2 separate regions of the Homo sapiens genome follow, and region 1 is linked to region 2. Evidence: chromatin loops called from intact Hi-C (ENCODE). Cell type or tissue: heart left ventricle. All regions are shown on one strand. Links, peaks and the distances in the headings refer to the core of each region. The heading gives the core; the rest is flanking DNA.

Region 1 (8,332 bases), core at 194-8,193, 130 kb after region 2:
GAACTGTCAGTGTTTTTGCAACTGCAACATTAAACCAAGTGCTGTGGGCTTTTCAAGTATTATTCACAACACTAAAGGAAAGTTTCTTCAAAGGGCTCTCTGGCTAATCTTCAAAGCCGCAGTTAGGCAAAATGACAGTGTGACAGCTTCAAAGCCACTGACTCATGACACAGCCCTGATGTTGTACCGGCTAGGTTCAGATTTCAGAAATCAGGGCACTTGCATCCATTGCCTTTTCCAGGAAAGGGAAGAAAACACTCAGTTGATAAACCTTAGTACTCAGATAATAAATAAGAGACCAAAAGTAGGCTATCACCCAAAGCAAACATCCTTAACTGACCCTAACGTGTATGGATTCAACTTTGATTATTCAACAAAATCATGACCGACTGCTGTGGCCTGGAGTAACCAAAGGACTGTTTTCTCTACACAAAGTCAGGAGCGAATACCAACCTTTATTTGCACTTGGGTTCCAGTTCAAAGCCACCTTAGACAGTGTGGCAAAGTGGGAAAAAGCACAGATCCTGGGACCAAGGTTCAGATTCCATCTCAAGCGAGCATATGAACTGTGTGACAACAGGCAGACAGTACCTCTGTGTCTATGAGAAAGCGGGGAGAGCAACACCCCAGCTTCTAGCAGCTCTACAGCTGCCTGGACCTGCAGGCCCTCCTAGGCCCACTTCCTCCCCAGCACAGTGTGTGTTCCCGGGCGTGTGTGGCTCTGGGTCCAGCTCTGTTCAGGGTGGGACTCCAGGTGAATTACTGAACCTCTGAGGTGTACCCCCAACCCCAAACTTTCACCAAAAGCAATAAAGAGGAACTCTAGAACTGGAGCCAGGACTAAGTGAGAAAAACTGCTTATAAGTGCTTAATAAATACTAGTTATTTACAACTTTTGCTCAAGCCGAGGGCAGAGGCCTTTGTACGCAGCTGCCGAACTCTGACTCTAGTTCTGCGGAAGAAAAGGATGCGGTATTTGCTTTTGCCATGATCCCTTTCCATTTGATTGGCAGGTTAAATAACATGGTTTTTGAAGTCACATACTTAATATTCTTCCTAAAAACCACCCAAACACTAGATGTGTGTGTGCACACACACAGAAACCACGAGGTAGTTTAAATCACCATTAAAAATCAACGCTTTCTCTGATTCTGTGTCACAGAGTGGTGGCCAGTGGCTACACAATAGCGATTTTTAAATGATTGGTTAAGTGAAAACCAGAACTCAAAATATTCCAGGAGAGAAGATAACATTTACAAGTAAACAGTAAGTGCAATTGTATTTTAATTTCTTGGTCTCCGAAAACTCAGCTGTGACTGCTTTCCATTAACAGTTCCAGCTCTATGTGTTTCCTCTAACGCTAAAGGCACAGCCCCCGGGAATCTACTGCTTCCTAAGAGTCTCCATGGAGTCTATTTTACAACCTCCTTTCCCTCCATGCTTCCGCGGAGGAGTCTATACTATCTCTATATACACATTTTAAACATTATTCTTCATTTGAAATTCCTTCAATAAAAACACAGTCACCATTCTTCATCTTCTTGGGAAATGGCCTGCTCTCGAGCCTCTGGAGAAGCCCCTCTAACAGCTCAGCCCAAAAAAGTGCAACAAATTTACATGACACGGGAAAAGCAACATCTATTGTTCTTAGAGTCTGACTCCCTTGGCCCAGCTGGAAAAGTCTCCCCACAGGTGTGCAGTGCAGCTCCGCGGTGCTGGGAAACAGGGCTCTTTCAAGACAGCGCAGGGAAATCTTCCGGGTCATCTGGGTTGGGGGCAACATCTTGCATCTAAAGAAAAAAAGAAATACTTTGAAATCCACTGCCCCTTCATCCATTCCCGATATCCCAGTGGGATAACAAGGGCCTGGCACCAACGCTGAGGGGCCTGCATTAGAGGCAGGACCCACAGTGGGAAGGGGAGAGTCACAGGTCACTGCTAACCCAGGAAAGTACAGCTCCCCCTCCCACACAGGCCTCCAGCCTCCTCGAAAAAGGAGCTGCCTCCCTTCCTACGTCCTGCAAGCTCTTACTGGGGGTTCTGCATGGGCACGTCCTTCATCGAGTAAATAGAATGGTTACTGCGTGCCGGGCACTGGAGGAGCACAGACAGTGCCTATCCTCGGGGAGCTCACGGTGCTGGAGAAACTGACCATCGAATCAGGAGCTTCACTAACACGTCCTGGGAAGGAGGGGCCACAGGAGGGCCATCCAGTGCAATTTGGTGGCACAGTGGACACCAAGGTCAGGCAAGGTTTTGTGGGAAGAGAAGGTTCTCCCTGGGATGAACCTCAATGGATGAGCAAAGGGAACAAGGACTTGGATTGGGAAACAGTGTGACCTGATGGGGGCGGGGGCGGGCCCTAAGGGCGGTTCTGAGGTGGAGGGATGCACAGGTTGTGGAGGTGGGGACAGATGCCAGTGAAGAGGTGGGTGGCACTGGATCTCAGAGTGGTTTCCCAACACACTCCCTGGAGTGCTGCAGGGGACAGAGCTCCGCTATAGGAAAGGAGTGAGGGTGTGTTTCCTATCGCAGAATAGACCCTATTTCCAACCTGGCCCCAAATATACCCCTACACCCCCCGCCCAAAAAATTGTGTTTTTGCTCCTGCTTAAGCAAAAACAAACCATAGACACTGCTTCCAGGGGCTGCTCCCTAGAGCGAGGGAACCGGGCAGCAGGAGGAGCATTGCCAAGACCAGCCACAGAGAAGGGGTCTGTGCCATGGGGCCTCGGGGCTGATTTCCAATGAATAAGTGTCCATACCACATTAGGAAGCACCTACTACATGCCAGGCACTGCGTGGCACTGCGTAAACCGGTAATGAGCAAAAGCAGCCGCTGACCGATAGCCACACCAGTGAGAATACAGCCGCACACGGAGATCAGGCTTCAATGAAAAGAAACTCCTTTGCTCCGAGACCTTGATCGGTCTAGGAGATGTGATCAAAGAAACCTGTGAGGAAGTGAGGCTGGAAGGATGAATGGAGGCCAGCAGGCAGAGGCCAGGGGTAAGGAGCGTGCTGTGTTGAGAGCTAGAATCAGGCAGCCTTGGCTGAGGACGGTGTGAGGCAGGTGAGCCGGGGAGGGGTTGAGGAAGGTCCCCTCACAAAGGGCTTGAGATCTTAGGGAGGATTCTGTCCACTCTGACAGCATCACCTGAGCCCAAGGCACACAATCAGGCCACAGTAAGCAAAACGTCAGGTGCTCCAGTTCAATCCCAAGCCTGGGGATCTTGTCTAATGCGGGTGACAGTGAGTTTCTCTCTGATCCCGGGAGTGCCTTCACAGCAGACCCTGGAAGCCAGGGCTACAGAACGGTCTCTAGGCAAGATGTCCATGATGCTACAACACCGTCCAAATGCCCCAACATCAGTCCCACACTAGCTACAGAAAGAAGTGACTGCAGAAACTCATGACCCTCTGAAATTAGACCATCCTGGGCCCAGGGCACTGTCCTTATTAACTTCTTTCGCCAAACCGTCAATACAGACACCTACCACCACTTCTGCTCTGGGTCCATAGTTCTCTGCCCTCCTGATCCTTCCCCGGCCTCCCCGGGTGCCTCCTCTGGCTCCACGCCCAGGACGAGGGAGGTTACCAAAATTAATCTCCAGCTGGGATGTGATGTCATTGGCGGGTTTCCGGAAAACATGGGAATCGTCCTCATAGTCATCTTTTACCATCTGAAACACAATTACAGCATCAAACACGCACAAGTCCACAGCCATCCCCACACTCATCTGGCTTAGTGGCTGCAGTGTGCTACACAGGAGCTAAAACACCATCAGGGGCTAGTCAGAGCCATTCTCTGGATTTGTCTCTGGCCCTGGGCTGCAGAGCTGGACAAAGGAAGACAGCACTGCTGTTCTGATTCTAAGACAGTGAGTTCTGTATGTTCTAGAGTCCCACATTCTTGCAATTACAATCTTAATCCAAACATCTTTGAACTTATTATGATTTCAAGTGGGACCAAATTTCTATCAGCTGAGCAGGTTAAGATATAAGATTTGGCATGACTAATAATAGCAAACAATATACATGTTTTATATCTAAGTGTATTTTGCTGAGATAAAAAAGTTTTCATTTCTGCTTATTTTCTGTCTTATCTGTTCACAAATGCTTTGATAAATAAGGAAATATCCCCTTCCCAGAACAGAACTTAACAGAGAAATTCCTTTCAGCATGGGTGCTGATTATAATACCATGTGCTAAAAATCACATGATTTATAATAAACAATTCTGACTCAAAATATAGAGAAACTTTATAAAAACAAGAGTATGGTTACCTGAGTGTTCTACCAACACTGCACAAAGAAGTCAAGCTGCTTTTTAAGAACTGCTTTCATTAAAATTCTATCTCTTGTGACAGCTATATTAAATAAATTAATTAAATCTGATCCAAATTTGATTTGGCTTCAACTCATAATAATGGGTATCACACACACACACACACAAAAACCCCACTTTAAGTAAAGTAAAAACCTACAGAAAGGAAGATATGTCAGTGATTTCAGATGAGAATCTCCAAAGTGCTACAACATTAAACATTCCTACAACCAGGAAATGGAGCAAAGTTTCCACGAGCATATCAACACCTTTAGGCCATATGCTCATGACAGCCTTCATGTTTAACATTTGTGTCCCCTTTGAGGTCTCAGGTTAAAATAAAGCAGAGGCTTTAGGTAGTTGGATGCTTAATGCTAAAAAGGTGAAGAAAAACAGTCCAGGAGCACTGGCATTCTGTAAAAAGATACACACAAAAAATAGTAACAGGCAAAATACTCAACCCTTGCCTTGTTTGGCACTCAGCAGGGAAGCGCTGGTAAGGTCTCCCTGGGGTCCCTGCTCTGAGTCGCCTCCCACTGCAGGAAGGGGCAGGAAGGGCCTCGGGGCAGTGGAGCAGGGAGTGGACACAGTCTAAGGCTTGGGCTCCACTTGCAGCTCCAGCTGGCCCTGGCCCAAGTGCTTTCACCGCCCAGTGCCTTACGCGAGGTTGTTACTAGGTCTGAACTTTGCTAGGTATTCTAGTGCTTCTGCCTCTTCAGGTGTCCAGAACAAAGTAAACTGATGAACCCAAGATCTGGCTTGTGTTGCTTTAAGAACAATTCCTAGCTAAAATCTTCAATCCTCCAAGATTAACAAGGACCAAGATGTGTGCTTCACTGAGACCAGGCTTGATGACTCAGCTAACCCACTTGCTTCAAATATTCTGGGAGACCTCTGGAGCCCGGGAGGACAAATCTGGTGTGGATTAAGAAAGAGCAGCTTCTATTTTTACCTAACATGTCAGCTGCATATTTCAATCCTGACAGCACATTTGTTTTAGAGAAATTTTTATTTACAATGCCTAGAACAAAAAAGAACAAAGGAAGTGGACAGGTTAAGAACCAACCCAGCTTGCTAATGGAGTTAGAAAACACCTCCCAGAGATTGCCAGGGAAATAAAGCTCCGGCCGCCTATGTCTACAAAAAGCCATTTCTTGTGGAACAGCTCAAAACTCAGTAAGGCCTCCTACAGCTTGGACTGACCAAAACAAGAGGATGGGAGAGAATCCTGTATCTTTTTTTTTGTTTTGTTTGGAGACGAAGTCTCACTTTGTTGCCCAGGCTGGAGTGCAATGGCGTGATCTCGGCTTGCTGCAACCTCTGCTTCCCGGGTTCAAGCGATTCTCCTGCCTCAGCCTCCCGAGTAGCTGGGACTACAGGCACCCGCCAACCGCCCGGCTAGTTTTTGTATTTTTAGTAGAGACAGGGTTTCACTATGTTGGCTAGGCTGGTCTCGAACTCCTGACCTCAGGTGATCCACCTGCCTTGGCCTCCCAAGAACCCTGTATCTTAAATGACACCTAATCAAAGTACTCACTCAGAAAATGAAACTAACCAAAGTGTAAATGACAACTCTACAATAGCATAACATTCCTGAGATTCCACATGAAAATCAATAACTAATACCCCACAGAGAGGAAGAACCTGCTACCTGCTCACTCCCACCTCGAAATAGTGACTGGTATCAAGCTGTAGATGGAATGATACAGATTCTAAATCCCATAATGGGAATGCTTCAGTGGACCTAGCCTTAAGTTCAGTAACAAGTCGGGGACTTGATGACCCCATGGCATCCCTATCAACATATGCTGCTAGATGTTTCCCCGAAACCTCTCCCTGCAAAACTGAAGCTTCTGAGAAGAGCTGGACGTAAGCCGTGAGCAATAAGGCCTCACAACACGGAGGAGCTCCCTGAGCAACCCCTGCAGCACGCTGGCCGCTGTGGCAGTGCCTGACCGAGCAGCCAAGCGTTCGGGGACTCATCTCCCGCCACGTCTGCAGTTAGGCAGGGGGCGCAAAGCTGCTGAACCAACATGGGAAAGGCGTCAGAAGTGCATGGAACCTCAACCACAGTTTAAAAAGTCATCAACTACTCGGCCAGGTGCAGTGGCTCACGCCTGTAATCCCAGCACTTTAGAAGGCTGAGGCTGGTGGATCACCTGAGGTCGGGAGTTCAAGACCAGCCTGACCAACATGGAAAAGCCCCGTCTCTACTAAAAATACAAAATTAGCCGGGGTGGTGGCGCATGCCTGTAATCCCAGCTACTTGGGAGGCTGAGGCACGAGAATCGCTTGAACCCGGGAGGCGGAGGTTGCGGTGAGCCAAGATCGCGCCACTGCACTCCAGCCTGGGCAACAAGAGCGAAACTCCATCTCAAAAAAAAAAAAAAGTCATCAACTACTCAGTGAAATGCTCTTATCAAGAAACAGAGTTGAAAGTAACCTACTCAGGGGACACAGAGTGTAGTTCTCCTTTGATTAACTCTGAATTGTACAAGACACAATCTGTAACTCTCCCTTGAGAAAAATGAAATACAGTTAATACACAGTATGTGTACAGTACCCGCATAGTCCCAGGGTGAGCAGAAGATGCACTGTCACTCTAACTGCTCTGTGCATCTGTCAATACCTCAAGTTTCAATTCCTTTTCTTAATGAACAATACAGTAAAATTAGGCATGCATCATCTCTGATTAGAAACAAAGACTGCCAACTACTAATGTTCCATTTTCAAGACAGAAGTGGAAAGGTACATTTCACTTCCAGTAAGGTAAAAGTAAAGATTACCTCTACATACGAAATGCAATGCTTACATCATCTCTGTATTTTGACTTGTGAATCACCACGGCTTTGGAAGGAACAGTGGATTCTGGTTTCCGGATGTTAAACTCAGGCTTTGGTCTGGTCTGTTCTTGAAGATTTTTCCACTCATCTAAAGTCATCTCTTGAACTTGGGTTTCTTCTTCTACCTCCAACTCAGGAACTCTATAAAGAGATATATAATCATAAAGAATACTTTTTGATGGTACTAAAATGTCTACTTTATAAAGAAAAAGTTATAACCATTAATTCAACATATTTTTGTGGTACTGCATTTCAAATGCAAATAAGGTAAGGAAATCTTTGACTCACAAGCTTCCATATTTCATTTTCAACATTTTATGTCATCACTGCCAACAGAAGATACTTCCTATCTGTGTTCAAATCAATCTTTGAAAAATGGGAACATCACCATCCTGATGACATTAACATCACACTTCACCACTGGCACTCCCTTCCAGACAGCATGACAGACAAAATGAGGTAATTATGGACAATGGGTTGAAATAAAATACAGGAAACCATAAACAAGTTTTAAAGCAGTGGCTCATGAATGCATACTTTTGCAAATATCCTCTTTAATGAGTTTTAAAAAGAAAACAAAAGACAGAAATATAGATTGAGAGCAAAGAATTCAGAGTCCAGAAATAAACCCTCACATTTACGGTCAACTGATTTTTTTTTTCCAACCGTGGTGCCAAAGACAATTCAATGGAGAATGAAAAGTATTTTCAACAAACGGTGCTTGGGCAACTGGATATCCACACACACCAAAAGAAAGAATGAAGTTAGACCTACCTCACACCATAAATACAAGAGCTAAAATATAAAACTCTTAGCAGAAAACCTAGGCAGAAACTTTCTTAACCCTGGACTGGGCAATGGTTTCTTCCACATGACACCAAAAAAACAAGCAACAAAAGTACATACATTGAACATCATCAGATACTTTTATACTACAAAGGACACCATCAAGAAAGTAAAAAGACAGTCCACAAAATGGGATAAAATATTTACAAATAATATATCTCACAAGGGACTTGTATCTAGAATACATAAAGAATTCTTTATGAACAGCCAAGCGTGGTGGCTCATGCCGATAGTCCTAGCTACTCAGGGGGCTGAGGTGGGAGGATCGCTTGAGGCCAGGCATCTGAGGCTGCAGTGAGCTATGATCACACGTGTGA
Region 2 (8,332 bases), core at 54-8,053:
ATGGTTCTAAAAGATTTTCATCTTAAGGGGCATGAACATGGCAGACTTCAGATTAATGTTGGGATTGCCAGGATAGCCAATGAAACAAAACCAACTCTTTTTTTGTTTGTTTGTTTGTTTGAGACGGAGTCTTGCTCTGTGGCCCAGGATGGAGGGCAGTGGCGTGATCTTGGCTCACTGCAACCTCCGCTTCCCAGGTTGGAGCAATTCTCCTGCCTCAGCCTCCCAAGTAGCTGGGATTACAGGCACGTGTCACCACGCCCAGCTTATTTTTGTATTTTTAATAGAGACAGGGTTTCCCCATGTTGACCAGGCTGGTCTTGAACTCCTGACCTCAGGTGATCTGCCCGCCTCAGCCTCCCAAAGTGCGGGGATTACAGATGTGAGCCACCACGCCCGGCCAAAACCAACTCTTTTTATATATGAAAGTGAAGACTTCAGTGTGTGCCCGTTTTCCCATATGACTGCCACCTAAGCCCTCTAGTTTTATGGAAATTTAACCTCTTATGGAACGTACCATATTTATCAAATTTAACTTTTTATGAAATTAACCAACTTATGGAAATTGACTTTGTACAACTTATTTATCTTCACATAATTAAAATTGTAATTCACGGATTCTGAAACTTACATTATTTGAAATTCATATCACGTCTCTATCAACCAGTTGCTACTGATTTTAGCGTAAGATTTCACATTTTCAGAATATGCTCTATCTGGAATATACATATAAGAAAATGTTCCGCCGGGCGCGGTGGCTCATGCCTGTAATCCCAGCACTTTGGGAGGCCGAGGAGGGCGGATCACAAGGTAGGAGATCGAAACTATCCTGGCTAACACGGTGAAACCTCGTCTCTACTAAAAATACAAAAAATTAGCCGGGCGTGGTGGCAGGCGCCTGTAGTCCCAGCTACTTGGGAGGCTGAGGCAGGAGAATGGCGTGAACCCGGGAGGCGGAGCTTGCAGTGAGCCGAGATCGCGCCACTGCACTCCAGTCTGGGCGACAGAGCGAGACTTCGTCTCAAAAAAAAGAAAAGAAAAGAAAAAAAAAGAAAATGTTCCACAGTTGTTTTCATTTCAGGGTAAATTTACCTAGGAAAGATAGGAATATTTTAGAGAATCCCTCCTTTTTTTTTTTTTTTTCCTTTTCATTGTGCTGCCATAATGTTGAGAATCAACCAGACGCATCTGTTCCCTAAGCGCCACAGTTCAGGAAAAGACAAGCCAGATCCTAGAGAGTTTTGGTTCCCACCCCAGCCTGGCCACTGCCACTCATCTGGGTCCCCGTGTCCTCACTGTGAAAGGATAGCCTTGGACCAAATATTGTCTAAGGAGCTTTCAAGCTCTAAAATTCTATGATGAGTCGTCAAGCAATGAACAACAAACTAACCAGGGAAGCAAACTAAAATACATTTCCTGTGGCCAAATTCTCAGAGCCCAGGAGTCAACTTATCAAAGAGGGGGAGGAGTCAAACAGTTCAAGAGCAGTGCCACACACACAAAACAAGTATCAGCTAGGAAACAGCACTTTTCTGCCTCTATCTAAACATGACCTAAAAACAAAATATAAATAGGGTTTAAAACTTTAATGTGTATACTCAGCACACAGACTTCCTATTCACAAGAAGGGAAGATACTTTCGCGTAATTACAAAGTGTAGTCCTATACTTTGTCTGTTCCTACTATACAAAGCATAAAATTATATACTTGCAAAGTATGAAAATATTTAAATGGTATAATTATCTGTATTTATGACACTTTTTTTTTTTTTTTTCTGAGACGGAGTCTAGCTCTGTCACCCAGGCTGGAGTGCAATGGCACGATCTCGGCTCACTGCAACCTCTGCCTCCTGACATTTAAACAAATTACTCTCAAAAGATCATAATGTCATGGAGGTAGTTTCTCTGTACTTCCAGGGAGCCACACGGACCACTCTCCTGTAATATCTATTCAAAACAAGACCCACTCATTTAAAATCCCTGGTAGTCTGGGAAACTGGGTGGCTTTCCAATGCTGAGCCCCTAGGCCGGTCTGAAAGGTCTCCTCCTCCTCCTCCAGGTCAAAACAAAGGACTGTGACCCTACCGTTTCTGCTCTCTAAAACTTACTTGCGCAGCGCCGCACAGCCTCCCACGTCTCTAGCTTCTTTGCTGCCCCTACAGACAGACATGTAGATCATTTTAAATTTAAGGCCTTCACTGATTTCCTTAGGGGAAACAGAGGAAGAGTGAACAGGAGAACCAACCTTAAGAAAAAGTGCTTACAGAGTTGCTGATCTCTAGCTTCAGACACAGCCCCCCTACTTCCTTATTTAGCCGTGCTTAAGGTAAAAGCCCACAACAATAGAAGTCAAAGAGCCCCTTCCTGAGGTGCTCTATGAAAATTTGCATTTCTGAGAGGCTTCCAAGGGGACTGACTCAAATTCATCTTTCTTTTCCCCAGGCTGGCAGTTAACTGCGGAACTGCAGGATAAAACGTTCAAGTGCTGGTGAAAAATAGGGACAGCTTGCAGATGTTGTAAAATTTGGGGCCGTGAAATCTTAACACTGCCCTCCAATCTTCTCACCCTTTTAGATGCTACCATGGACGTTTGTTTAAAGGCCCTCCAAAATGACAGTTTTTGGTTAAGTTCCAGGAAGATAGGGCATTATTTTAATCCAGTAGAAAAAGAAGAGGATATGACCCTACAGTGTGCCAGATAAAGAAGTTTAAGGACAAAACTTGCCCCTTGCTTCAATACTTCATGATATAATCGGACCTGTCGACACCTCAGTATACACAGCAATGAGTGTATAAACTTACTGAATTAATGTGGGCGCTGGATTCCGAGATGAGAAACTCTGAGGTGCAAACAACCACGGTATATTGTGGTTCCACGGAAGTTTCATCGGGTCCTTAAGAAGCCCTTGCTTGGCCTGTTTGAATGCTGGGCATAGGTCGATAAATAGAGCGTAGTTGTTTAAATAGTTTTACTTAAGTTCTGAAATCAACTCTACTTTAAATCTATATAGCTGCAGGTAATGTAATCAGGCCATCCTCTTCCAAGCTGGCAGCCATGGCAAAAGTCCCTTTCTCTTGGCGCGAATTACAAGGAAATTCAAGAAATACTTTAAGATATATATATGCCAAAGACCTGGAGTTAAGTTACTAGGGTGGGGCTGTGTAAATGTTTGGTGACTCACTAAAGAAAGTTGGGATCTGGGGTGCTGGCACCTGGAGGACACAGAAGAAACAAAAGTTGGGGGGCTGGCGAAGGTCGCTAGCACACTTTATCTCTGATTGGCGGAAGCCCTCAGAGTTTTCTTTATGGCGTCACCGAGTACCTGCCTGTAGAAAGGCCCCGTCTCCGTGACGTCACGCCGCATTGGCCAATGAAAGGCCTCAGTCTGCGGGCCCCGAGGAGGGTTGTGGGCCCTTTTTTGTGAATGAAGCGCCACGGAACAGCCCTCCTGGGGTCCCCACGAGCCGCGTCCTGCTGTGCCCCGGCGCCTACGCAGCAGCGGCCGCGGCCGCGGTGGGCACGCACGGTTACCCCGGGCAGCTCCGGCCGCCAGCTGCAGCCCCGTCGCCTCGGCCGCGCCAGCCGGCTGCGGGCACCTGGGGGCGGGCTGGGGGCGCCGGCCGCGGCAGGAGGCGCTGTAGCGAGGGCTGCGGCGCCGGTCCTGCGGCGGCCGCGGGAGGCAGCGGGGCAGGCGCTGTGGGCCGGGCTCCTCCTCCGGCTCCTGCGCGACCGCCTCCCGCCGGGCTCTGCCGGCGCCCGCCGTCCCCGCAGCGCCGCTCTGCGCCCGCCGCCCCGAGCGCCCGCGCGGGGCTGGCGGGAGCCTCGGCGGGCGCGCGGGCGCGCGGGGCCATGGTCGTGGCCCCCTGACGGGCCGCGGCCGCCTCCATGAAGCGGAAAAGCGAGCGGCGGTCGAGCTGGGCCGCCGCGCCCCCCTGCTCGCGGCGCTGCTCGTCGACCTCGCCGGGTGTGAAGAAGATCCGCAGCTCCACGCAGCAAGACCCGCGCCGCCGGGACCCCCAGGACGACGTGTACCTGGACATCACCGGTGAGCCGGCCAGTGGGCGCGCGGAGGGCCCCGGACGGCCGCACCCGGCGCGGGGCCCTGGCCCACCTCCCACCGGGCTGCCCGGGGCCTCCGGGGCCGGGCCGAAATGCCTTCGCCCCCACCCCCTTAAACGCCCCGGCCGCCACACCCCCTTTAGGAGCCTGGCTCCTGAGGAGCGCCCCCCGCCCCGAGTTTCTAGCTGCGTGGGCTGCGAGCTTTAACTTTAGCTTGTGCACCCTCCTCCACCAGCAAGATGGACCGAGGGTCACCTTTCTAAGTTGCGGGCGTCAGCCCGGCGCCTCGAACCTGCAGCTCCTCCCCGCGGGCTGCTTCTGAGTTCCTGTGGATTCCGCCTTCAGGGATTGCGAGCCCGGTTGGCCCTCGCGCGAGTCACAACCTCTGAATCAGCCCCTGAGGATTCCCCGAGCGCGCTGAACGCGCCTGGCACGGGAGCTGCCCCTTTTTGGCGTTGGCCAAACCCCCGCTGCTCCGTAGCCTTGGGACCCTGGGCGCCGCGTTGCCCGTCCGGCGCGTAAGCCCGAGCCCCTCTCCTGGGCCTCCCGCGCCCTGCCCCCTAGCGCGCCCCCCGAACGCCTCCGCCTCCCGGGGTCCGCTCCCCGCCGGGGCCTCGAGAAGGAAGGTGTCACGTTGGTGGCATTCGAGCCAGCCGGCAAGACGAATGTCCGGGTTGTCACTTTTGAGAAATCCCAGCCAGCCAGAGCAGGTAGCCAAGCAGCCCTTCGATAGCTGTTCTGTTAGTGCTGATTCGACTGTTCTTGGAGACTCATAAATCCAATTTGGCAGCTGTTAGGTTTGCTGGGATTGACAGTGACGCGTGTGAAGGCATTAAATGTGATGATGTATGTGGCAACGCTGTGTAAACAGCAGAGCTGTCCACGATTTTGAGGGAATTGGCAGTCTGTTTTCAGTGGCGGGGAATGTGTCAACCTCGGTGCGTGGCGTTATTAAAAACTGTTTCCAGCCCCTAGCCTTTGATAAACCAGGTAAGCTGGAGTGGCGAGAACATTAAGTGGAAGTGTTTAGACAAACACAGACGTTTAGGAGAAATAATATTCTAGGTTCATGGACAATCTGGAAACTAAGTTCGTTTTGAAATGAAGCTGAGAGCAGAGCGGGTTTCTCGGCTTTGGTGGATGGCCCTTGGGAACCAGAGCGGGCATAGGAAGGGGTTGCCCTGAGTACCAGTCCCCGGCCGGTAGCTGCGGGGGGTGTGCGGGAGGTGAAGCCTGCTGAGACTGAGAAGCCAAGTCCCGCTAACGTTGTGCCCTTCCCAGGAGAGGGCCTCGCCGAGGACGGATGGGGCTGGGAACGGGTGGGCCTATACATAGTTTCTGCCCGTTATTGTTTATACCTCTTGAAAGGATCTGTGTTGAATGGGATTTAATTTTAGGACAAGTAATGCATTTACATGGTACAGAACTCCAATTCTAAAGGTGCACAGGAGTACGTGCAGAAAAGTTGGTCTCACAGTCTCCAAGTGTCCTTCTCTAGAGGCAACTACTCTTCCCAGTTTCTTGTGAAGCCTTCTAGAAATAGGCTGTGCATGCATACTATATATACTATATATTCTCTACCATACACGTGCGAGTAGCACACATGTTGTTTTGCACATTTTTCCGTTTTCATAGTGTTTCTTATTAGAATGATTGTTCTGAGTTGGTGCATATAAGACTGGCTTACTTGATTTTAATTACTGCTTAGGCCAATGTACATACGGTTTTATGAATAAAACCATTAACAAGTACGTATGGATTTAAATGTTTATGTAGATTTGAATGTTTTTTAACCTATTTAGACAGTCCCTGTTGATGAACATTTGGGTTTTCAATCAGAAGGTTTGTGACAGCAAAGTCATTGGAATAAATCTTTCTTCTTGATGGAGATGAAATATGTGGCTAGTCTTCGTGAGGCAGTCACCAATTAATCAACTTCAGAAAAATAGAACCAAGCAGAATACTGAGGAGGGGTGCGTTACAGGAAATAAAAATGCTATCAGAGGGCAACCCGCTCTGGTCCCCTTCCACGCTGCGGAAGCTTTGTTCTTTTGCTCTTCACAATAAATCTTGCTGCTGCTAAAAAAAAAAAAAAATCCTATCAGATTGCAAGCCCTAATAACGGAAGGGTCCAGCTTTAATGTAAGGGAGCTCCAGGGGAGTAAAGGTTATAGTCACCTTTCCCTGTGACTTCTCTAGGTGTCCCTCAGTGATAGTCTTGGCTTCCTGGAAAAATGATACTTAATCAGTCTGTTGCAGTGTGATATACAAGGCCAATTAAAGTATCTTCAGATACAGAGTTCAGATTACTTTTTATTGGGCTTTTGGGGGAAGGCTTGAGGCCTGTCCTCAGCAAGTGGCAAACTGGTCCCTTCCTTCTCAACGTGTTTTTCCCTCCATTATTGTTTTCTTAATTTAAAAAGCAGTGCATGCACACTTCTAAAAAGTCAAACATTATCAAATGAGTTTTTTTTTTTTTTTGAGACAGAGTCTCGCTCTGTTGCCCAGGCTGGTGTGCAGTGGCTCAATCTCGGCTCACTGCAACCTCTGCCTCCCGGGTTCAAGGGATTCTCCTGCCTCAGCCTCCCAAGTAGCTGGGAATACAGGCGCCCGCCACCATGCCTGGCTAATTTTTGTATTTTTAGTAGAGACAGTGTTTCACCATGTTGTCCAGGCTAGTCTCAAACTCCTGACCTTGTGATCCGCCCGCCTTGGTCTCCCAAGGTGCTGGGATTACAGGCGTGAGCCTTCACCCAGCCTATCAAATGAGTTTTATGGAGTCTTCCTCCCTTGGTAATGTTTTTCCTCCTTCAATTTTCTGTGCACATTCAAGTTTCTGGAAATTGTGCCATACCAGCAAGATTAGTTCTCTTTTTTTTTGAGACGGAGTCTTGCTCTGTTGCCCGGGTTGAGTGCGGTGGAGCTATCTCGGCTCACCACAACCTCTGCCTCCCGGGTTCAAGCAATTCTCCTGCCTCAGCTTCCTGAGTAGTTGGAACTACAGGCATACGCCACCATGCCCGGCTAATTTTTGTAATTTTAGTAGAGATGGGGTTTCACTATGTTGGCCAGGCTGGTCTGGAACTCCTGACTTCGTGATCCCCCCCAGCCTAGATCTCCCAAAGTGCTGGGGTTACAGGCGTGAGCCACCGCCCGCAGCTGATTAGTTATCTTTTGATGGCTGCATTATATGGCCAAATCATGATTTATTTAGTAGTAATAAATAGCTGGTTATTTGGGGGTTTTCCAGTCCCTATTGCAAATGGCTGCAGTAGCATCAATGTATGTGTCTGTTTATATGTGTGACTATATCTATAGAGTGTATTTCTAGAGGTGAAAACGCCAGGCCAGAGTACATATGGACTTTATCCATTCCTCAGTGGACTTTTTGGCTATTAGGAATAATGCTGCTGTGAACATTCATATACAGGTTGTTGCATGGACATGTTTTCAGTATAACACCCAGGAGTAGAATGGCAGGATCACATGGTATCTCCACGTTTAATGTTTTAAGGAACTGTCAGACTCTTTTTCCGAATGGCTACGCCGCCAGCGTTCCCACAAGCAATGCACCAATTATTCCACATCCTTGCCAGCACTTAATATTGGATTGACAAGATTCTTTCACAGTGGAGTAGGTTTGTAAAAATTAATGCATATTGTCACTTCTGTCCACCCTGCCCTTAAATACATCATTTTTTAACTTAGTCCCTTGACATTTTTATTGCAGCCTATTTAATCTGTAAATTGAATTCCCATAGATCCCAGGATACTTCGTGTGTGTGTATTTAATATAGGATGCTTAATCCCTATTTTTGTTCCTGTCATCATTTGTTATATAATCACTATTGTTTAGTATCTAGCCACCCACACCACTATACTGGGCATTTACTCTTACTAGGAGCAGACTAAGGGGTTTAACTCTCATTCCAACCCCATCCACCTCTCACGGAGCCATTCATTCACCTCTTGCCATGTGCAATGACACGGATTTTTTTACTTGAACTATACTGCTAGTTCAGTTTCAGTCCACCATGAAAACAAAAGGTCATAAAGACAGTGTAGGCCGGGCACAGTGTCTCACGTCTGTAATCCCAGCACTTGGGGAGGCTGAGGTGGGTGGATAACCTGAGGTCAGGAGTTCGAGCCCAGCCTGGCCAACATGGTGAAACCCCTTCTCTACTAAAAATTCAAAAATTAACTGGGCATGGTGGCACGTGCCTATAGTCCCAGCTACTTGGGAGGCTGAGGCAGAAGAATCTCTTGAACCAGG

Evidence for each region. Peaks named below come from ENCODE experiments on the same cell type or tissue, not always from the same donor. Only the 100,000 strongest peaks of a DNase experiment are listed, where the experiment ranks them.
Region 1: a loop joins it to region 2, with 2.1 times the contacts of the local background. A loop is called at or near these places in 4 of 110 quality-filtered maps.

What each region holds. Positions count from the first base shown.
Region 1 is chr9:96,483,440-96,491,771 of GRCh38, reverse strand. It overlaps HABP4 (hyaluronan binding protein 4), which reads right to left. Exons shown (of 8, transcript NM_014282.4): 6 at 7,139-7,310; 7 at 3,498-3,683; 8 at 436-1,790. The coding sequence ends at 1,734. It also overlaps a transcript of CDC14B not described here. Among named protein-coding and RNA genes, the nearest start is that of HABP4, 37 kb to the right of the region's middle. In heart left ventricle, for the core only: no CTCF peak of the experiment used is centred there; DNase peaks (open chromatin) are centred at 3,581 and 4,931; H3K27ac peaks cover 2,267 bases.
Region 2 is chr9:96,614,932-96,623,263 of GRCh38, reverse strand. It overlaps CDC14B (cell division cycle 14B), which reads left to right and starts at 3,421. Exons shown (of 14, transcript NM_033331.4): 1 at 3,421-4,045. The coding sequence starts at 3,886. RefSeq lists an enhancer at 3,770-4,270. In heart left ventricle, for the core only: no CTCF peak of the experiment used is centred there; DNase peaks (open chromatin) are centred at 3,363, 3,583, 4,453 and 5,271; H3K4me3 peaks cover 3,081 bases; H3K27ac peaks cover 1,719 bases.